Regions from separate parts of the Homo sapiens genome. Here region 2 is linked to region 1. The links are chromatin loops, found by intact Hi-C in ENCODE. Cell type or tissue: prostate gland. All regions are shown on one strand. Each heading gives the region's core, and the rest is flanking DNA. Links, peaks and the distances in the headings are about the cores only. Region 1 overlaps LYST (lysosomal trafficking regulator). Region 2 has its middle 11 kb from the start of B3GALNT2.

Region 1 (11,881 bases), core at 6,148-8,647:
TACGGATTTCTTCCTTCTTATAATTCTGTACTTTAATGCTATGAGTTTTCAGTAGTACACAGAAGCAAGTGTATATATCCATTTCCCCATTTTTAACTGGAACCTCTCAGTTTTGAACTGGAAAAAAAAAGTAAGCACACACACTGATCATATTATTTTCCTACTTAAAAACCTTTAATGGATTCATGTTATGTACAGGATAAAGTCCATGCTATTTTATAGTCTCATTGCAAGTAGTCTCTCCAGATGTATGTACTATTTTGCTACTGTGTCAACTCATTGCTTCTACAAAATATGTTGCTTAAATATGGCTTCTATTCTCTAAACTCCAGGTCTTCCAAAACTACCAGTCTTTTAAAACTTATCTCAGGTTTTAAATCAAGATTATTTCTTTCAGGTCAAAGTGGAGATAATATTTATTTTCTAGGGTTTTTTGTTTTTGGTGAGGATCAGCTGAAATAAAGCATGTAAAAATACTTTGAACACTATAATTTGCTCTACAAATATTAGTTATTATTTTGCTCCAAAGAATTCTATGAATTTGTATATCACCATTTATGTTTTATGCTAAACCTATGATGGAATAAAGAAAATGTTCAAACTAAATAGTTTGTGGTATTTAAGTATTTAAATCATCTTTAATATTTCCACTACTTGTCATCTAATTTCGTACTTAAAAAGTGATAGATATAATTTAAACATTTTCAAGATAAGATAGCAGACTATTTTATGATATAGAAGCATTAGCTTAACAAATATTATATTGATTTATGTTTCTTTAAAGAATGCCCTTAGTTTACTTGTAGCTAATTAATCTTCAAGAAAAGTGAGCTCATGCTGGCCAGACATGGTAGCTCACACCTGTAATCCCTGAACTTTGGGAGGCCGAGGCAGGTGGATCACCTGAGGTCAGGAGTTCGAGACCAGCCTGGCCAACATGGTGAAACCCCGTCTCTTCTAAAAATACAAAAATTACCTGGGCATGGTGACACGTGCCTGTAGTCCCAGCTCCTCGGGAGGCTGAGGCAGGAGAATTGCTTGAACCTGGGAGGTGGAGGTTGCAGTGAGCCGAGATCATGCCATTGCACTCCAGCCTGGGTGACAGAGCGAGCCTCTGTCTAAAATAATAATAATAATAAAAATAATAAAAAGAAAAGTGGTTTTTGTTGTTTTTGTTGGTTGGTTGATTTACATTTAGTTATATTGCTATTTCTTCAGCAAATTTTGTGATTCCTATACTAGATTTTTTATAATCCATTCAAAAAGTGACAATAGTATTTTACCTCTTTTGGTGAAATTGCTCATTTATTCCTCTAATTGTGTACTAGCTTTAATTTTTTCCCTCTTTCTTTAATTTAGCATGCCAGAGAGTATTGGTGGATCTTTTGGTATCTTTGATGAGTTCAAGAACATGTTCAGAAGAGCTAACCCTTCTTTTGAGAATATTTCTGGAGAAATCTCCTTGTACAGTAAATATGCTATAATTTTTACATTTTTCACTGATAAATTCTTTCACTTACAATTTTTAATAGAATGTATTTTTAATTATTTAGAAATGTTACTAAGCTCTTTCTTTTGATGTGACAGTTGGTATAGGCAATTTCATGTTATTATGTGTGAAATACTCAATTATTTGCATATATTTTAACCATTTCACTTCAATTTGGATTAACCAGACATATCGCTGAGATTATATTTTCTTTACCCACCCCATCCCCAGTTTTTGTGCTTCAGAAAAGCTGAATAATTTTAATTACTAAAGAGAACTTAATTATGAATAGTTACAACCATCTTAGGGATTATCCTTTTCAAAAGGTTATTATCCACTATACTCTTCAATTATTGTCTATGCTTCCCCTTTCCATTGGTGTGGCTTAGTGTCTTTTAAACTATTATCTGCTAGGAAACCCATTTTTATAATGAAACCTTGACTAGAAGCATAAGCAAATAAGACAGAAAACTTTGGAGCTACTTTGTAGTGGGATTGGATGTTCCAGAGAACATCTAAGGCAGGGCGCCATGGCTCATACCTGTAATCCCAGCACTTTGTGAGGCCTAGGTGGGCAGATCACCTGAGGTCAGGTGTTCGAGACCAGCCTGACCAATATGATGAAACCCCGTCTCTACTAAAAATACAAAAATTAGCTGGGCTTGGTGGCATGCACCTGTAATCCCAGCTACTCAGGAGGCTGAGGCAGGAGAATTGCTTGAACCCAGGAGGCAAAGGTTGCAGTGAGCTGAGATCATGCCATTGCACTCCAGCCTGGGCAACAAGAGCTAAACTGCATCTCAAAAAAAAAAAAAAATCTAAACATGAAACAAATTAACCACAAAAGATTACATATTTTAAGAATGAAGGCTGGGCATGGTGACTCACGCCTGTAATCCCAGCACTTTGGGAGGCCGAGGTGGGTGGATCACCTGAGGTCAGGAGTGCAAGACTAGCCTGGCCAACATGATGAAACCTCGTCTCTACTAAAAATACAAAAATTAGCTGGGGGTGGTGGTGGGTGCCTGTAATGCCAGCTACTCCAGAGGCTGAGGCAGGAGAATCGCCTGAACCTGGGAGGCGGAGGTTGCAGTGAGCCGAGATTGTGCAACTGCACTCCAGCCTGGGCAACAGAGTGAGACTCTGTCTTAAAAAAAAAAGAATGAAATCTGTTTCATATTTTATCTCAGCTACGAGAAAATGAAAGTTTTAAAGATGTGGGAGATAGGAAGGTATTTAAATAGGAATGCTGATATGTGTGGGTATGTTTGTATTTTCATTTATAACCTAAATTTCAAGATTATTATGTACTTTATTACGTGATTAGAAAGTTTCATTTGTTTTTCTTTTTCTCTAGAAAATTCTTCTTCTGGGTATTCTGAAAATTATTGAAAGTGATACTACTATGAGCCCTTCACAGTATCTAACCTTCCCTTTACTGCACGCTCCAAATTTAAGCAACGGTGTTTCATCACAAAAGTATCCTGGGATTTTAAACAGTAAGGCCATGGGTTTATTGAGAAGAGCACGAGTTTCACGGAGCAAGAAAGAGGCTGATAGAGAGAGTTTTCCCCATCGGCTGCTTTCATCTTGGCACATAGCCCCAGTCCACCTGCCGTTGCTGGGGCAAAACTGCTGGCCACACCTATCAGAAGGTTTCAGTGTTTCCCTGTGGTTTAATGTGGAGTGTATCCATGAAGCTGAGAGTACTACAGAAAAAGGAAAGAAGATAAAGAAAAGAAACAAATCATTAATTTTACCAGATAGCAGTTTTGATGGTACAGGTATGATGACAGGATTATCTGATTTGTACACAAAGATTGTTTTCAGACTATAATTTTCCTTGAGCCGTAAAAATGTGGTAGTGTTCTTAACACTCTTAACATGTTCTTCACCTTAAATGCCTTACTTAGTGGTGGTAGGTCCTGACTTATCAAAGCATGAGTTGTCATAAAGCCTTGAATCTCTATTACGGAAACTTTAGTTTTTTATAGGGGTGAAGGGGACACCACATATACAACTTTTTCTGGGGTCATCAGCCCCTAAAGTTCCTTATGTGACTTCTCTCCTGGTCCCATTACTGGATTAGGGTGGCTCCTGATGTTATAAAAGGATAAAACCTTATAGCTGCCTTTCTTTCTGTTGTTTCCCAGCCCCTATTAGACAGTCCCCATTTCCTTTTCTTTCTCTCTCTTTTTTTTTGAGACAGTTTCACTCTTGTTGCCCAGGCTAGAGTGCAATGGCGCGATCTCGGCTCACTGCAACCTCCGCCTCCCAGGTTCAAGCGATTCTCCTGCCTCAGCCTCCCGAATAGCTGGGATTCAGGCGCCAGCAATCACACCTGGCTAATTTTATATTTTTAGTAGCGATGGTGTTTCACCATGTTGGCCAGGCTGGTCTCAAACTCCTGACCTCAGGTGATCTGCCCACCTCAGCTTCCCAAAGTGCTAGGACTGCAGGTGTGAGCCACCACACCCGGCTAATTTTGTATTTTTAGTAGAGACAGCGGTTTCTCCCTGTTGGTCAGGCTGGTCGCAAACTTCTTTCTCTCTTTTATTTCAAGTTCTCCTTCTCATGCCATGTCTTACCTCAGTGGCCCTCCCCTAGTTCCTGTCACAGAATGTTTAAATGCATCAGCCATTCTCCAACATTAGAATAAATTTCATTCCAGTTCCTTCTTTAACTGAAGAATTGCTATTATACTGCATCTTGTTTCTCATATGACTAGGGCAGAAAAAAAACTGTTCATTGAAAAGCAATTTATGGTGATGGAAAGTGAAGTAGGTAGGATAATTCTTAGGGCCTGTGGAATGAATGAAATGACTGGATGAGACAGATGTTTAGGGTTTTATATGTACATGGAGATGCAGGCCTCAGTAGCTCTTCATTCCACAAATCTTTCTCATCCAGTGGAACCTCTGTTTTAGGACACTATGCCTTCACTAGAATTTTCTGTTGTGGATTGAATTTTGCCACCTAAGAACTGATAGCTCTACATGTGATAATATTTATTATGCTATCTAATGTGCATTGAGTGCTTTCTGTGTATGTGTCACTTTGCTCAGCTGGTTCTATATACATTTTTAATCTTAACAAGTTAGTAAGTGCTCATACTATCTGTATTTTTAGAGGAAGTTAAGTAGCATGACCAAGTTATGTAGCTGGTAAGTGATGGAAAGGAATTGAAACCCACCTGTTTTTAATTCCAGAGCCTTAACATTGCTACTATACTATAAGCTATGCAGATTGCTTTCTCATGTTTTAATGGAGGCAATCTCAATGTAAACAGTCTCTTATAAAATGAATAAATATACATAGTGACCTGAGAAAAGTAAATATTGGAAAGTTTTTTCTTAATTTTTATTTTAAGGATATATTAGAAAACATATTTTAGAAAGATGATTTTGTATAAACACTTAAAAATAGTAGACATATATAAAAAGTTTTGAAGAGAGATAAAGAATATTTTGCTGCGATATCATACCTTTTACCTCTAAACTAACTGGTGCCTTTGGGCAAATTAACCTCTCAGCACCTCAATTTTGTCACCCTATATATATTTACCTTATAAGATGGTTGTGAGCATTAAGTTAAATATTTGTAATATTACTACTCTATAATTCCTAGGTACACACTGGTTTTGTCCTACTCTTTTATTTGCAGAAGTTCATATTTGGTATGGAACATTTTTAAAATTTCACATCAGATGTGAGTTCTCTGTATATCATATATCTTGGTCAGCAGCCTCAAAATAATCAGTGACCTTAACTCTTCTTTTTTAAAACTATTGTCATCGCTACAGGGAGTATTTTTTTAACATCGGTCATGGTTTTACCTGTTGAAAAATAGCAACTAATATGTATGCAGTCTAATAAGCAGTAGTGTTCTTTAAAAGTCTGAGCCTTTGGACATGTATTTTGGATTTTGATATATCATAACATAGCTTTACATAAAGTCACATGTATTATAATGACAAGTAGATCATCATACATCTTCAGGCAGTGCTGGGTTTTCAAAGATGAGGAAGAGGAGTCAAGATAAATAACCAGATAGCCCAAGCCTGTAAGCATTTACCCTAGCTTGCCTTAAAGAAACATTAGAGTTTCAGAATCACTTAGCAATTATATGCAAAAACTACTCACCAGGGAATATAAATTATGAATATATTCAAACACTAGAGTTTTTCCTTAAAATTTGTAATATGATATTTTTTTTTAAATCATGCCATATTGTGATAATTCTAGAATGAGTTTTGGTAGTGTGAGGCATGGACAATGATGTGTGCTCCCTGGACCAGGGTCAGTGAAGTCATAGTTGATAAAAGAAGCTTGGTACACATTGTAATAGGTTGTCACATAGCGGTCTGGTTACGCCCACAATTGTCCTCAGTTATTATACATTTTTTAATATCTAATAACTTTTAAAGTACTGAATTACCATTTTTCATCCCTCGTGCTTTTTTGGAGTTAACATCTATACTCTGAAAATATGGTTGTTTAGAACAGGTCAGGCTCAGACATTCTGGGTAGATAACCTACTACAAATGAACAAATTTGCTTTGTATTCTTCTAAATTCACTTTTCTACTCAGTTGTTACGAACCATTTTACTGATCATTCTAACATCTTTTTCTTATAGAGAGCGACAGACCAGAAGGTGCAGAGTACATAAATCCTGGTGAAAGACTCATAGAAGAAGGATGTATTCATATAATTTCACTGGGATCCAAAGCGTTGATGATCCAAGTGTGGGCTGATCCCCACAATGCCACTCTTATCTTTCGGTATTGATTATCCTCAGCCTCCCATGAATAGATAATGTATTTAAATAATTTGTGTAAGAGACATTAATGTGAAATCTACTAATAAAAGTTCATTATAGCAAAACAAAAAGTCTCATTTAAAAATATATACATTCTAACAGCTATTAATACCACTTTTATAATAGTGTATTATTCTATCCAAAAATCCATAAAGTCTAAAATATATTAATTCTCGGCTGGGTGTGGTGGCTCATGCCTGTAATCCCAGCACTTTGGGAGGCCAAGGCAGGCAGATCACCTGAGGTCAGGAGTTTGAGACCAGCCTGGCCAACATAGTGAAACCCAATCTCTACAAAAAATAAAAATAAAAACAAAAAAACAAAAAACCACAAAAATTAGCCAGGCATGATGGTGCATGCCTGTAGTCCCAGCTACTTGGGAGGCTGAAGCAGGAGTATCACTTGAATCTGGGAGGCAGAGGTTGTAGTGATCCCAGATCGCGCCACTGCACTCCAGTCTGGGTGACAGAGTGAGACTCTGTCTCAAAAAATAAATAAATAAATAAAAACAAAAAATAAATGAGTAAATAAAATACATTAATTCTCTGTTTGATTTTAGATCAAATACTGAAGTCTTATGCTATGGAAATATTCTATCAGATTGTAATGGTCTTAAGATGTTATTAACAGACATAAGTTTTCCATGTGCATTATATATTTAATAGCGATTACCTAATAAGCTTGGGTTCTCCTTGTTATCTTGTCCTTTTATACTATCTCCTTTATTAAGTAGTATAGATACAGGTCTTTTATTTGTATTGAGTATGAATAGTATGATACTATTTGTCTAAAACTCAAATCTAAACAAACCAGTATGTTATTTAGGAATATATACTTTGTAAACGTTACAAACATTACTAGGTGCCTTATGTACATTATCTCCTCATTCTTTCAGTAATCCCACAAAGTAGATTAGACCTCCAATACTTAGACATTTATATTAATTTTTCTATGAACCAAATAATACATTGTAATTTCTAAATGGGCAATGGCTATATAAATAGTAATAATATATATTTTTTTACAAACTGAATTCTGAACATTATTGCCTAAATTATGACTACCAGCCAATGAGCCTAATCTATTTTAGTTCATGAATTGAGGTAATGATAGAATAACTAAGTAACTTATGGTATAAAACGAAGACCTACTGACTTTTCAAGCACTTTAAAAAAAATAGAACTGATTTTTAATCTTACTTATTTAGAATTATAGTTACTATATGTATGTTAAACACTGAGGTCAGAATTTTCATGTTTTCAGCCTATGCCTTTTCTCTTTTTCTGTAGTGTGTGCATGGATTCAAATGATGACATGAAAGCTGTTTTACTAGCACAGGTTGAATCACAGGAGAATATTTTCCTCCCAAGCAAATGGCAACATTTAGTACTCACCTACTTACAGCAGCCCCAAGGGAAAAGGAGGATTCATGGGAAAATCTCCATATGGGTCTCTGGACAGAGGTAGGAAGCATTTTGAGAAAATGCATCTCAATCTCAGTTACAATGTTATGTTTCATTAGTCAATTATAGCTTCTGAAACAGAATACAGAAACTTCTAGGTTTTTACTATAATAAAATTTACTATATTTTTTGTTGTTTCTTTTTTTATTATTATTGTACTTTAAGTTCTAGGGTACATGTGCACAATGTGCAGGTTTGTTACATATGTATACATGTGCCATGTTGGTGTGCTGCACCCATTAACTCGTCATTTACATTAGGTATATCTCCTATGCTATCCCTCCCCCCTCCCCCCACCCCACGACAGGCCCCAGTGTGTGATGTTTCCCTTCCTGTGTCCAAGTGTTCTCATTGTTCAATTCCCACCTATGAGTGAGAACATGCGGTGTTTGGTTTTTTGTCCTTGCGATCGTTTGCTGAGAGTGATGATTTCCAGCTTCATCCGTGTCCGTACAAAGGACATGAACTCATCCTTTTTTATGGCTGCATAGTATTCCATGGTGTATATGTGCCACATTTTCTTAATCCAGTCTATCATTGATGGACATTTGGGTTGGTTCCAAGTCTTTGCTATTGTGAATAGTGCCGCAATAAACATACATGTGCATGTGTCTTTATAGCAGTATGATTCATAATCCTTTGGGTATATACCCAGTAATGGGATGGCTGGGTCAAATGGTATTTCTAGTTCCAGATCCTTGAAGAATCACCACACTGTCTTCCACAATGGTTGAACTAGTTTACAGACCCACCAACAATGTAAAAGTGTTCCTATTTCTCCACATCCTCTCCAGCACCTGTTGTTTGCTGACTTTTTAATGATTGCCATTCTAACTGGTGTGAGATGGTATCTCATTGTGGTTTTGATTTGCATTTCTCTGAAAAATTTACTATACTTTAACTTACAAATCTGTCAGAGTTGGACTTTTTTTTCCTATTGGTCATTTTCATGCAAAATAAGCCTCCTGTCGAAGTGACTGTTGAAAATTAATATTTGGGTTTGGGGAGCATGCAGATACCCAGAAATTTAGACATTTATGTATAACTATATATCAAAGAACAGAATCTGTAATTTCATCCTGCAAGCCCATATATTATAAAACTGAAGCCGTGATAATTATTTAAATTAAGTGGCTAATAAGGCTAATACCTAAATTAAATTAGGCTTTCAAAAGAAATTAGAATGACTAGCCTATGTATAAGGTGATAGATTCAGATAGAGTGCTAGAAATATACCAAGTGATAGATTCAGGGAGAGTACTGTATGATTTTTACCACATAGGAGAATTGTGAGCCAAGTTAATAAGAAACATCTTGTGGAATATCTTAATGTCAAATTTTAGCCTGTAGGAACTATAAGGTATCTTCGATTTGTAAGCATTGGGAAGTATTGTATTGAATGAAGTAGCATGAAAGAAGATAGAGAATTCGAAACTGTAATGTAGCATGGTAGAGGATTAAGCTGGTTGGATGAGTTTAAGTTGAATAATGAGAAATAAAAATGAATGGACATGGTGAGACTACTTAACAGGCTTTGAATGCCAAGCTGAGAAGTCTAGATTTAATCAAAGGGAATATAATACTGCATACTTACTATGTTGCAGACCTTTTGCTAGGTGCTTTATATACATCATCTAATTCTCTCAAAAATCCCTCAAAGTAGATTAGACCATGGAAATAACATATACCCTTAACACAGATTAACCTATTTTTATTCATTCATTTGTTCATTCATTACATTTATTGAGGAATTACAGTGTTTTGAGCACTTGATATATTAATTAGGCCTAGGGGACAATGGTAAACAAGATAGACACATTCCCTGCCTTCCTGGAGTTCACAGTCTGATGAGGAATCAGACAACAAGCAAACACAATTAAATGAATATTTACAAATGATGAAAAATACTGTGAGGCCCATGCTTTAAAACCCTGAGGCAGAAAATATCGAGTTTGACACTTACGATGGGTGGATCAGGGAAGGCCTATCTAAGAACAGGGTATTAAACCTGAGACCTGAAGGAGGAGATGGAATTTGCCCTGTGCAGGTGGGAGGAGGACAGTTTGAGGTGGAAGACAGGGCATCACTGCAGGAGGCTGCAGCAATTGATTGCTTACAGCTGTCCAGCCTCAATAATAGAGGGAGACAGGGAGCAGGAGCTTGTGGATTGCTTTACAGTCCATGGTGTCTGCCACAAGCAAGAACATGCTTTGGAAGTAAAATTAAGAGTTCAGTTTTGTTGTATTCATTTTAAAAAATGTAAAAATACGTAATTGAAGCCTAATTTCCATGTTCCATGTTCCAAATAAAATACTGTCTGTGACGTTCTCGATCTTCATAGCTGCCATGGCAGCTGTAGCCAATCAGCAAATTTGTTTCCAGAACCTATAGTTAAATCAGATGGAGCTGGGGCTGGAGTTGTAAGTAGAGAGCCCCTTTCTCCTAGGCACTCTCCACTCAATTTCTTGAGCTCTCAATATGTGCCAGGCACTGTATTAGGCACTTTATACAGATTACCTGATTTAATCCTCCCAACAATACTATAAAGTAGGTATATTATTATCCCAATTTTACATATGAGGCAACTGAGACCTAGAGTGACTTTCCCAAACTCATGCCACAAGTAAGGGGTAGAGCTGAAAGTTTAACCTAAACTCTGACCCTAGGGAGGGCCCATGCTTTAAAACCCTATGCTTTACTGCCCCTGCAGCCTTTTTCTGAATTATGTCAGCTGACAGGTAGAGGAACCATAAACTATTAGAAATGTTCAGAATGAGAGATTAGATTTTTATTGTGGACAGTCTGAAATTAGTAAGCATGGTCACTTGATTCACATATCACTCTGTTTTTTTACCCACCAACTTACAGCTATACTCCTTTGAGAGAATTGTTTGCCATTTGGCACAAGTTAATTTCATTGGTTAACAGAGCAAGTGACCAAGGACAAATATTTTATTCTGTTGACTTAAACTTGGTTCTCTAGTATCTTTGTCACTTTATAAGCTATAGAATAATTTCTAGGCCAGGCATGGTGCTTCATGCCTGTAATCCCAGCACTTTGATAGGCCGAGGCAGAAGGATTGCTTGAGCACGGGAATTCAAGACCAACCTGGGCAACATGGAAAATCCCTGTCTCCACTAAAAATAAAAAAATTAGCTGGGCATGGTAATGCGTAGCTGTAGTCCCAGCTATTCGGGACACTGAGGCAGGAGGATCACCTGAGCCCAGTAAGTCAAGGCTACAGTGAGCCATGATTGCACCCCTGCACTTCAGCCTGGGTGACAGAGCGAGACCCTGTCTCAATTTAAAAGAAAAAAAAAAAGAATTTCTAAAAGAATACATTTGAAGAGGCCTTTTAAAATAAGGTAACAGTACTGAAAATGAGTTAATACTTTCTATTAGTTGTTATTAACAGCTTACAAATATGGCAGAAATATATGGCACATAGTAGATACTTAATATTTGTTTAATTCATTTTGCATTCATCCTGCAATAGGTTTTCTTTCACCCTTAAAAACACTATTTTATTTTTATTTCATTGTTATATTTTTATTTTACTTTAGTTCTGGGATACATGTGCAGAACGTGCAGGTTTGTTACATAGGTATACATGTGCCATGGTGGTTTGCTGCACCCATCAACCCGTCATCTAGGTTTTAAGCCCCACGTGCATTAGGTATTTGTCCTGATACTCTTCCTCCCCTTGCCCCAACACCCGCCGACAGGCCCCGGTGTGTGATGTTCCCCTCCCTGTGTCCGTATGTTCTCATTGAAAAACTATTTTTTAAAATAAAAAATTTAAAACTATTTTAAGTCATAATGCCACTAGATGGCAATAGAGTTTCAGTCACAGCCATTTATTTGGTCAAGGAGAAGTATGTCATTGAATGTATCCCACATCTTTCCTTTATTAAAAAAAAAAACATTAAAATAGTTAAGTTTATATGTTATATGTGAAACAGAGAGCCTTAGGCAAAACTTTTAAAATAAATATACACAAAGTTGAATTTCTCATTAAGAGCTACCCGTGTTAGCTTATCCTGTCTTCATCTTACAAATTTTATTTAGACTTTGCCTTCATAGATTACTCTCATTATCTTAAAATGGA
Region 2 (11,881 bases), core at 5,765-8,264, 270 kb after region 1:
CACCATGACCCGCCAATTTTTGTATTTTTAGTAGAGACAGGGTTTCGCCATGTTGGCCAGGCCAGTCTTGAAGTCCTGACCTCAAGTGATCCACCTGCCTTGGCGTCCCAGAGTGCTGGGATTACAGGTGCAAACCACCATGCAAACCACCATGCCCAGCCAACACTACATATTTTTTGCATAGGTGTAGGTACATGTATACATATATGTATGTATATGTTTTTACTTTTTATAATTTCAACTTTTTAGATTCAGGGGTACATATGCAGGTCTGTTACATGGGTAGAGTGCATGATGCTGAGAATAAGTATTGGCTTGACGGCCAGAATATTATGCTTTGCTGTTTAGATATTGGAACAATAGCTAGGATAACAATAGAGAAGACTAGGGCTAGTACCCCTCCTAGTTTATTGGGAATAGAGCATAGAATTGCATAGGCAAATAAAAAGTCTCATTCTGGTTTAATGTCAGGTGGTGTGTTGAGGGGGTTTGCCACAGTGTCATTATCTGGGTCTCCTAGTAGGTCAGGTGAAATAGAACTAATATAAGTAGTAATAGTAGAAGGAGAATTAGACCCAAAATGTCTTTGATTGTGTAGTAGGGATGGAATGGAATTTTGCCAGAATCTGATGAAACTCCTGACAGGTTGTTGGATCCTGTCTCTGGAAGAAATAGAGGGTAGATGGCTACTAGGTCCATGATAATGAAAGGTAAGATGAAGTGGAAGGTGAAGAATGGTGTGAGGTGGCTTTGTCAACTGAAAAGCCTCCTAAGTTTATTGTACCAGGCTGGTGCCAATGTATGGAACAGCTGACAATAGATTTGTAATTACTGTTGCCCCTCAAAAAGATACTTGTCCTCATGGTAGGACACAACCTATAAATGTTGTTGCTATTACTATAAATAGTAACATAATACCGATGTTTCTGGTTTCTAGGAAAGTGTAGGACCAGTAATATAAGCCTTGTCCTACACGTAGAAAGCAGCAGATGAAAAATATCGATGCCCCTTTGGCATGTAAATTTCGGCTAATTCAGCCATAATGCAAATCTCAGCAGATCTGTGTGGCAGAGAAGGATGCAGGTGTTGTATGTGATGTACAGTGTATAGTTAGAAAGAGTCCCATGATGATTGTAGGCATAGACACTTAAAACTGAGCTGAAATTTCATCATGCAGAAATATTTGATGGTGCCAGCAGGTCAATGATATGGTTTGGCTCTATGTCCCCACCCAAATCTCACCTTGTAGCTCCCATAATTCCCACGTGGTGTGGGAGGGGCCCAGTGGGAGATGATTGAATCATGGGGGCAGGTCTTTCCCATGCCGTTTTCATGATAGTGAATGGGTCCAGATACCTCCTGCTGGAGGTGCACCACACCTATAATCCCAGTGCTTTGAGAGGCCGAAGTGGGAGGATTGTTTGAGGCCAGGAGTTCCAGACCAGCCTGGGCAACATAGGAAACCTCATCTCTAAAACAAACAAACAAAAACACTAGCCTGGCATGGTGGCGTGCCCGTAGTCTTAGCTAATCAGGAGGCTGAATGGGGAGGATCACTTAAATCCAGAAGTTCAAGTGTGCAGTGAGCTCTAATCATACCACTGAACTCCACGCTCCAACCTGGGCAGCACAGTGAGACTGTCTCAAAAAAAAAAAAAAAATCAGTGCTGAGAGTTGGTCCTGAGTTTTCATGTGGTTTGTGACACAGCAGTAGCTAATAACCGTCTTTATGTTCTTCATTCCTCCTGCTCACAGAGGAAAGGGGAGACTAACATTGTCTCGAGATGGAGTCTTGCTCTGTCACCCAGGCTAGAGTGCAATGGCGCGATCTCGGTTCACTGCAACCTCCGCCTCCCAGGTTCAAGCGATTCTCCTGCCTCAGCCTCCCGAGTAGCTGGGATTACAGGCGCATGCCACCATGCCTGGCTAATTTTTTTGTATTTTTAGTAGAGATGGGGTTTCACCATGTTGGCCAGGTTGGTCTCAAACTCCTGACTCGTGATCTGTCTGCCTCGGCCTCCCAAATTGCTGGGATTACAGGCATGAGCCACCGTGCCAGGCTGAGACTAACATTTTCTAAGGACTGACTAATGCTGAGTACTTTCACATATGGCGTTAGATTTAATTTTTTTTTTTCATCCTATGGGGTGGTCATTATTTTTCACATTCTGCAGACAAGGAAGCTAAGGCTCAGGGAAATTAGATAGCTTATCTAAAGTCAAAATTTTAGTAAGTGACACAGTTAGGATTCCAAAGCAAGTCTTCTGGCTTTTTGCAAAACCCCATTTTCACTGCTGAATACCTTATAAAGATCAGACAAATTCTCTGGGGTATCCAATTGCCATCTCCACTGAAGATAATTATAGTTTTTGTTTCCAAACACTAGTTCATCAGGGGAAAGAGACATTCACCTCGTTGTGTATAAACCAGGAGGAAAAACTGTTTATTAGTGTGTGTGAGTAGAATCTAGCCCTGTCATCACAGAGGAAATGCCCCATAATACTTACATCAATATGAATGATGAACCCTATGCATAATCAGCTATTTGGAATTGCCCTTTTATCTTTTAAGATTAAAATATCCTGTCCTCTGACTCAGAATGGCTCTAAACTTTTCTTGCTGAATTAATGTAGCATCATTTTGAAAACATAATGCCATCCTCTCTGCTAGCATTTGAAATTAATTTCTTATACAACAGGCTCTGGGCCGGGCGCAGTGGCTCACGCCTGTAATCCCAGCACTTTGGGAGGCCGAGGCGGGCGGATCACGAGGTCAGGAGATCGAGACCATCCTGGCTACCACAGTGAAACCCCGTCTCTACTAAAAATACAAAAAATTAGCCGGGCGTGGTGGTGGGCGCCTGTAGTCCCAGCTACTTGGGAGGTTGAGGCAGGAGAATGGCGTGAACCCAGGAGGCGGAGCTTGCAGTGAGCCGAGATCGTGCCACTGCACTCCAGCCTGGGCAAGGGAGCGAGACTCCGTCTCAAAAAAAAAAAAAAAAAAAACAGGCTCTGCAATTTGGCACAAGACTTCTCTGCACACAGTCTAAAACTACTCTGCAAAGTTTAAAAGCTTTGCAGAACTTTTAATGGTGTATCTTGGGCCGATATAAAAACAATGTGGATTGTTAAAGAGAAGACAAACATGTGAGAGAAACTTGTTTTTCTTTTTCTTTGATCTCCTAAAAGCAAGATCACATCTCAACATACAGAATGAACAAGGGGAACAAGGTTTAAAAATCAGAGGAGAGGAGGGTACGAACAAATCTCTTTCTGTGTGCATAAACTCAAATCACGCTATTAAGTTGTGAAAAGAAATATTAAGGACCAATCCTTTTAGAAACCTTTCAGATGAGCCAAAGTGGGAAAAGTCTAGAATCTGTCCTTGAAAGGGATTTAGTATATACTCAAAGTAGGACTGGGGTGATTGAAGACCATTAAGCACTAATGAGAAAGAGACCAAATTTTACTTAGGATTTTTTAAATTTGCTCATTAGAACAATATTTATTTATTCATTTATTTATTTATTTTTCATTGAGACGGAGTCTCCCACTGTTGCCTGGGCTAGAGTGTAATGGCGCGATCTCGGCTCACTGCAACCTCTGCCTCCCTGATTCAAGTGATTCTCCTGCCTCAGCCTCCTGAGTAGCTGGGATTACAGGCGCCCACCACCATGCCCAGCTAATTTTTTGTATTTTTAGTACAGACAGGGATTCACTATGTTGGCCAGGCTGGTCTCGAACTCCTGACCTCGTGATCCACTTTCCTCGGCCTCCCAAGGTGCTGGGATTATGGCCACGTATTTCATTTTTTAAGAGTGTCTCTTTTAAACGTGATTCACTTTATGGAATCCTACTGCCCATTAGAGCATGGAAAGCTCCTTTTGTCCATGTCACAGGGCGAATTACTTCATCGTGTTGAATATACTGAGTGTCCCAAGAAGTTTTTCTTCCCAGTGACATGGCTGCTTTCTTCCTTGATTACTGTCTGGATTATTTCTAAGCCTTTGAATTGACCTCTTTGCTTTCAATACACCTCACCTTGATTCATTTTACACACAGTCATTGGTCATTCTTGGTTTCACTGTCACCAAGTCTCCTGTTAGGTATGCAAGAGCTCTGTGTGACAGCCTTTACTGTAATCAGCCTGTGGGGCACAATGCAAACAAATCGGCATTTCCCTACCTACCCACTGAAACTGAGCCACATGGAGGGGCTGTGTGGCTGCCAGTCAGATGCATTAAGGCACCAGGGGCAGGAGTTTCAAATGTGAGCTGCGTATGGGAAGGCCCAAGAACAGTCTCTGAATGCAGAACAAGTTGATGGAGACTGCTGGAGAGGAAGGGATAGCAGTGATTACTTATTTAGCCGTGAGGTCTCCTGAGCGACACTGGGAGGCTGGCTCATTGTTAATTTTTTTGTTTTACTATAATTATTTATAATTTTAGTAAATTGTAAGTAATTTACTAAAGTAAATAATTATAAAAATGCAAATCTGGGTTTTGAACTCAAATTTGTCTGCTGGACCTACAGAGAGTAATTTGATTCTATTTTTCCTCTTACAGAGATTTCTGATTTTTAAATGTTATGACATTAGATACTGCCAAGATTGCCTGAATAATGTGTGCTCTTTCACTTTGCCATTTTGAACTTCTAAAATTTTAGACCTTTGGACACCCAAAGAAGTCTTTAGGTTTCTTTTTAAAAAGAAATTAGGTGGTAATGCCTGCAAACCTGCCAGTTATTCTTTCCAGGGGGAAACCTACTTGTGTTTGTTCTTTGTGTACCTTCCCCCACTAGAATGGAAGCTCCGTGAAGACAAGAACCAAGCTTGTTTGGTTCTCATTTGTAACTTTGATGGTTCTAGGCATGCAAAGACACCGAGTAAATGTTTGTTGAATGAATGAATGAATGAATGAATGAATGAATGAATGCTATCCAACTTGGGCAAATTTTTGCAATACGTAAACTTCGTTTCCATGGTGATATCATACCCCATTTTTTTCCCTTCCAGTGGTCTTAATCATTTCCAGCACCCACCTCCCGCCAGCTCTCCTCCCCATACTCCTCTCTTTATATTTCTCAAACTTACTACAAACTTTAGCCATTGAAATATGCAAGAACCAAGAAGTCAACCAGCTAATGAACAAATTAGTCTGTGATACTGGCAGAAAGCCAGGACTTCCCTTAATAATAAGGGCATTTTAGGAAGTCTTATAGAGACAATGAATGCTTCTCATTTGTGATCTCATTAGTGACTCTAGTTTTGACAATGGCTGGCCAAAGGATACTTTTCAGCTACTATAATCTACTGTAATGTACCAAGTCACCTATATGGAGTAGACATCTTCCAGGACTGAGGCCACATTCCATGATATTTGATGTGATTGATATTGTGGATTGCTTTTAGAGTTTGCTTTACGCTAATGAGGATAGAAAGAGGAAATAAAGAAAGCAACCGAGTTCATTAAACGAAAAAGGCAGAGGACTCTCAGGAGAAGGAATTTGAATTCTAGCACTTATCCAAACATGCAAAGAACCCCCTCTGGTCCCCAAATTTCCTTGTAAGAAAACTGCTCTCTGTGTCAAGCAGTGCCTAGAATATTGGATCTGAGACGTAAAGTTGAAGAATTACTGAATTAAGGTATGACCAAGGCTTTTTTGGTTTTGTTGTTTTAAAGCAATTCTTAAAATTAATATTTTTCCTTAATCATTTGAGATATATTTTCCAAAGGTTGAGGTTGCATATGCCACATTTTAATCTGGATGTCTTCATATTCATGTTTAGGGAAAAGAATGAAAATAACATGTATAAATTTTACCAATATGTTTTCTCATTTAATATTCAAAACAATCCACTGAAGTATATCCTGTGAGTCTCATTTCACAGATTAGGAATCTGAGACCTAGAGGTAAAGTGCTTGCCATGCTCAAGGCCACACAGCTAATAAATGCAAATCTGAGTTTTGAACTCAAATTTGTTTGCTGGATCTGCAGATAATATTTTGATTCTGTTTTTTCTCTGACAAAGATTTCTGAATTTTAAATTTTATGACATTAGATTCTGCCAAGATTCCCTGAATAAGGTGTGCTCATTCACTTTACCATTCCGAACTCCTAAAACTTCTTATCTTTAGACATCTCTAGTCCTATCTTTGATAACAAGAAATTTGCTGTTATGTGTCATAGGTTTTTGGTTTGTTTGTTTTGTTTCTTTTTTTGAGACAGAGTCCCACTCTGTTGCCCAGCAGGCTGGAGTGTAGTGATGTGATCTCGATTCACTGCAACCTCTGCCTCCTGAGGTTCAAGTGATTCTCCTGCCTCAGCCTCCTGAGTAGCTGGGATTACAGGTGCACGCCACCACGCCAGGCTAATTTTTGTTATTTTTTTTAGAGATGGCATTTCACCATGTTGGCCAGGCTGGTCTCGAACTCCTGACCTCAAGTGATTCGCCCGCCTCAGCCTCCTGAAGTGCTGGGATTACAGGCGTGAGCCATGGCGCCTGGCCTATAGTTTTTTAAAATGTTTATAATCTTCAATAGCAAGGTCCCCCAAAGTCTACTGAAGCTAGACTTGACTGAAAATTTATATACACAAATAAGAAATGTGTGCATATAGCAATGCGTGTGCTAAAACTGAAGGGATAGGCCAGACACAGTGGCTCACACCTGTAATCCAAGCACTTTGGGAGGCCGAGGTGGGCAGATCATTTGAGGTCAGGAGTTCAAGACCAGCCTGGCTAACATGGTGAAACCCCATCTCTACTAAAAAAAAATACAAAAATTAGCCAGGCGTGGTGGTAGGCACCTGTAATCCCACTCGGGAGGCTGAGGCAGGAGAATCTCTTGAACCTAGGAGGCGGAGGTTGCAGTGAGCCGAGATTGTGCCATTGCACTCCAGGCTGGGCAACAGAGCGATACTCTGTCTCAAAAAAAAAGAAGTGATAAAACTAATGGAAATTATTCTGTATTAGGAAGAAGATGGAAGTTCATCATTTTAAAGATAAAATGGCTCAGTGTGAAAATGCAACATATTTTATAATTACCCAAAAATTATTTTTTCTTTGAGAACCAAGAGATATTCTTTTTCACAAAAACGTGTATGAATTTTCCCAAAGTAAAATCTAAGTTGAAATCTCCTATTTTGAGTTTAAGCCTGTGGAGCTAACCTTTACCAATCTTAGTTGCCATCCAAAATCTCTAATTAAATTTTTCTCAAAAACCAAACCAAACCAAACCAAACGAGGCAAAAAGAGGCAAGCTCTTTACTGCCACCTACCGTCAGAAAAAAATAGCCCACTAAGTGTAAGGATAAATGACTTGCATGGAAAACTTGAGGCGTGGACAGGGAGACCATATGGTCTGGTTTGCAGATAGTTCCTGTTGTCTTGACATTTATCCATTTTAGCATTTGTCCTGCCCCCTTTTTCTCTCAAAACCTTGATTTAGATTACAAATTATATGGTTGTTACTGGCTGTTTCCATACATCACTTAAAATACTCAAGTCAGGCTTATCTCTCCCATCTAAATGCACACACACACTTCTTCAATCAGAGCCCTCTTCCCAGCTCCCATTCTTTCTCGTTCTGATCTTCATGACCAAACTTCTCAAAATAGTAATGCACACACCATTTCCACTTCATTACTTCTCATTCACTCCTCAACTCACAGTACTCTCCCTTCTGCTCTACCTATTCCTCGAAACTGCTAGTTACCTGGCCACTCTCAAATCAGCAGACACATTTCTGCCTTGATCTTGCTTCATATGTTGTCAACAGGCATGAGCCACCACGCCCGGCTAATTTTTGTTTTTGTTTTTTTTAGAGACAGTGTTTCACCATGTTGGTCAGGTTGTACGCTGTCGTCTGCACTCCCTCTGCCATCTTACATCTTGTCTTGGGTGACACATCCTCCTGTTTTCCTCCTATAGTCTGGATTCTTGTCAATGTCCTTTATAATTTTAACTTCCTCTGCTCACACCTAAATGTTGGTGTCTCCCTTCATCATCGCTCTACAGACTATGCCTGGGTAATCTCACCTTGTGAGTTCTACTGCAATCAACTTGCTAAAGATTCCCAAATTCATTGATTCACTCATTCATTCACTGTTTGTTCAATAAATATTTATGGAGCACCTACAAAATGCCAGTGACTTCTCCAGGTTCTGGGATATATCAGGGAACAAAACGGGAGGGAAAATTTCTGCCCTGTGTAGACAGTAAGACAATAAACCGCAAACAAAATAAATAAGTAAATTGAACAGTATGTTTAAGAGTGATAAGTGACACATGGCAGGTCGCAGTGGCTCACGCCATTAATCCCAGCACTTTGGGAGGCCGAGGCAGGCGGATCACAAGGTCAGGAGTTTGAGACCAGCCTGACCAACATGGTGAAACCCCACCTCTACTAAAAATACAAAAATTAGCTGGGCATGGTAGTATGCACCTGTAATCCCAACTACTCAGGAGGGTGAGGCAGGAGAATCGCTTGAACCCGGGAAGTGGAGGTTGCAGTGAGCCGAAATCACACCACTGCACTCCAGCCTGGGCAACAGAGTGAGACTGTCTCAAAACAAAACAAAACAAAAAAAGAGTGATAAGTGATACAGAATAGAGTAATAGAGATTGGGGATGGTGGAGCAGGGTTTTTTAATAGAAGGGACAGGGAAGGCCTCATGGAAAAGGCAACATTTTAGTTGACTTGAAGAAGAAGAAGGAATAAGCTATGAAAATATCTGGAAGAAGAGCAGAAGAAACAAAGTGCAAAGATCCCGAGGAAAGAATGTACCTGTCCTATTCTCGGGATGGAAAGGAGGCCAGGATGGTTCTGGAGCAAACTGAATGAGAAGGAGGGGAATAGAGGATGAGGTTAGAGGGGTTCAGGCCTGCAGATGACAACGGCCTGCAGATGACAATGGCCTACAGATGACAACGGCCTGCAGATGACAACGGCCTACAGATGACAACGGCCTGCAGGCCACTGTAAGGGACTCTGGTTTCCCTGTGAGAGAACAGAACTGGAGAGCCATTTGCAGGGTTTTAGGTAGAGAAATGACATCATCTTTCATGTCATTTAACAGAATCGCTGTCTTAGGTCAGGTTCCCATGGAAACATACTCTGAAACACGGGTTGTATACAGGTTTACTGGGGACTGCTCTTGGGAATGCCGGTAAGGGAGTGAGGAAAGCAGAATTGGGCGGAGGGAGAAGTTGGACTGTGACGCAGTTGCAAGAGAGGCCACGGGATGGCTCTTCAGAGTTACCCACATCTTTACACCGTTCCTTGAGTAGTCACTGGATGCAGGTTGTCTCTCAGGAGGGAGCTGTACCCTTGGGTGAGGCAGCCACCTTCAGCCAAGGGCAGTTCCCAGAGAGAGAGATTCAACTGAGACTCCTTTGCAGTCAACATTTTCCATCCTGAATTGGGGAGATGCACCACAGCATCTTAGAGTCGGCCTCTGCACCCTCAGATAGATCAACTCCATATAGAAGCACCCAGGATCCCTCTTCCATCTTCTGGTTGGCTCTTGCTACTGCAGCTTTTCTCAAGACTTGAATGATACTCATCATCTCCTCCGCTACTCCACACGGTAGATTTTTCCCCACCCCCAGTCAGTCTATTCACCACACAGCAATGTGAGTGTTCCTGCTAACACATAAGTCAGATCATGTCACTCCTTTGCTTAAAACCCACCATGTAGGCTGGGTGCGGTGGCTCATACTTGTAATCCCAGAACTTTGGGAGCTGGGCCGGCGGATCACTTGAGGTCAGGAGTTCAAGACCAGCCTGGCCAACATGGTAGAACCCCATTTCTATTAAAAATACAAAATGGCTGGCCATGGTGGTGCACGCCTGTAATCCTAGCTACTCTGGAGGCTGAGACAGGAGAATTGCTTGAACCCAGGAGGCAGAGGTTGCAGTGAGCTGAGATCGCGCCACTGCACTCCAGCCCAGGTGACAGAGCAAGACTCTGTCTCAAAAAAAAAACAAAAAAACAAAAAAACAAAAAAAAACAAAACCCCACCATGTAACTACTCCCCTTTCATTTCGGAGTAAAAGCCCAAATCCTTATCATGATTTATATCATATTCTTGCTAGGGACTACATCATCCCCGATTATTCTCCTCACCACTCACTCTGTTCCTGTTACACCAACCTCCCTCCTTGAGCACATTTTTGAAGGACAGTTTGGCAGTGTCTATTTTCCTACTCTTCTTGGAGAAGCCCGAGTCAAGATGCTTTCAGACTGAAATGTTAATGATTCTGTCTGCTAGTGTAAAGGTTGTCTTCTGCAAAGATTATCTGGTCGTCATATCACAGGCATTTAATTTAAAAGAATTCAACCATTGGCTTAAAAAAGAAAGAGAAGCAATCATTTAAATAGCACGCATTACTAGGGCAGCGTGTACCCACCCGAGGCAGAGTGCCAGGAGTCCTGAAAAGAATATCTGAATGATTTTAAGGTTTCCCAACTATTCACCAAAAAAAAAAAAAAAGTGAAATTTGTTGATTAAGTGACCAGGCAAGATGGTTTCCTTGAGGAAGAAAGTGAACAACTAAAGCCTGACGAGAAACTTTAATGATAAAGAATTAGAGGGCCAGGCACAGTGGCTTATGCCTGTAATCCCAGCACTTTGGGAGGCTGAGGTAGAAGGACCGCTTGAGGTCAGGAGTTCGAGACCAGCCTGGGCAGCATAGTGAGAGCTCATCCCTACCAAATAAGTAAATAAGAATTAGAGGAATAAAAAAATACTTTTACAGAATTACATATACAAAAACATACATACTATATATTTTAAACTAAGAGATGTTCAAGGGCAATTTTTATTTCACTGGCTGATCGAATTGGGCCCTGTACTAGAGAAAAGAGAACCAGCAAGAAGTGACCCTCATATGGAAGGGATGAGAAGGCGCTTGGAAGTGTCATTAAAGGGCTGGGGTAAGGCTTAAGGCAAGAGATAGCCAGTAGGGACCTCTATTGGGGGACCATAGGAGCAAGTTTATCTCATATCAAGTTAAAAGTTTTCTGTCTGTATCTTCTCAGGCTAAATTCTTGTATTTATTTATTTTTTTGAGACGGAGTTTCACTCTTGTTGCCCAGGCTGGAGTGCAATGGTGCCATCTCGGCTCACTGCAACCTCCGCCTCCTGGGTTCAAGCAATTCTCCTGCCTCAGCCTCCCGAGTAGCTGGGATTACAGGCATATGCCACCACTCCCGGCTAATTTTGGATTTTTAGTAGAGATGGGTTTTCTCCCTGTTGGTCGGGCTGTTCTGGAACCCAGACCTCAGGGGATCCGCCCGCCTCAGCCTCCCAAAGCACTAGGATTACAGGGGTAAGCCACCGCGCCCGGCCAATCCTTTTACAAGTCTGTTAAACATGCCAGCCATGTCTTAGCTGTGACTGGGGGATAAACGGAGGCACTATGTCTGTGTTTCGGGTCAAAGCAGAAGAATCTGGGGCTGTGGCCTCGAGAAGTGGTTATGAGTTGAGGTGGTTGATAGAGAACACTAGAGCAGTCTGGAACAAGAGGTGGCAACGAGACTGATGATGACCTCGTGGAAAAGAGAACACGCCTTGGTACTTAGAAATATTGAGAGAGGGGACTAGAATTTCTGGAGTTATACAGGTTAAGGGGACAGATTGCATACATGGGGATTGAAAAGGAGGGTGATTCCTCCCTTTCCATCACTGGAAAAGTAAAGAAATTTGGAAAAATTCAGAATATATATACAAGAAGAAATATCTGGGCTATAGTGGCTAAGTCTGGAAAGAAAGATTGGGGTGGGCTGAAGGATTCTAACATTATATATTTTGTTTACACTTGTATTACATTACTTGTGTTTGTTATGATAACCATGCATTAGTTTTTTATTAAACATAA

The links. Hi-C counts contacts between places; a loop is a spot of excess contacts. Peaks named below come from ENCODE experiments on the same cell type or tissue, not always from the same donor. Only the 100,000 strongest peaks of a DNase experiment are listed, where the experiment ranks them.
Region 2: a loop joins it to region 1, with 4 times the contacts of the local background. A loop is called at or near these places in 76 of 110 quality-filtered maps.

The regions. Positions count from the first base shown.
Region 1 is chr1:235,783,091-235,794,971 of GRCh38, reverse strand. LYST (lysosomal trafficking regulator) reads left to right here. Exons shown (of 53, transcript NM_000081.4): 11 at 1,360-1,469; 12 at 2,847-3,273; 13 at 6,127-6,271; 14 at 7,599-7,772. Among named protein-coding and RNA genes, the nearest start is that of MIR1537, 64 kb to the left of the region's middle. In prostate gland, for the core only: no CTCF peak of the experiment used is centred there; no DNase peak of the experiment used is centred there.
Region 2 is chr1:235,509,348-235,521,228 of GRCh38, reverse strand. It overlaps the pseudogene MTCYBP14. Among named protein-coding and RNA genes, the nearest start is that of B3GALNT2, 11 kb to the right of the region's middle. In prostate gland, for the core only: a CTCF peak has its summit at 7,278 (motif pointing left); a DNase peak (open chromatin) is centred at 7,298; H3K27ac peaks cover 727 bases.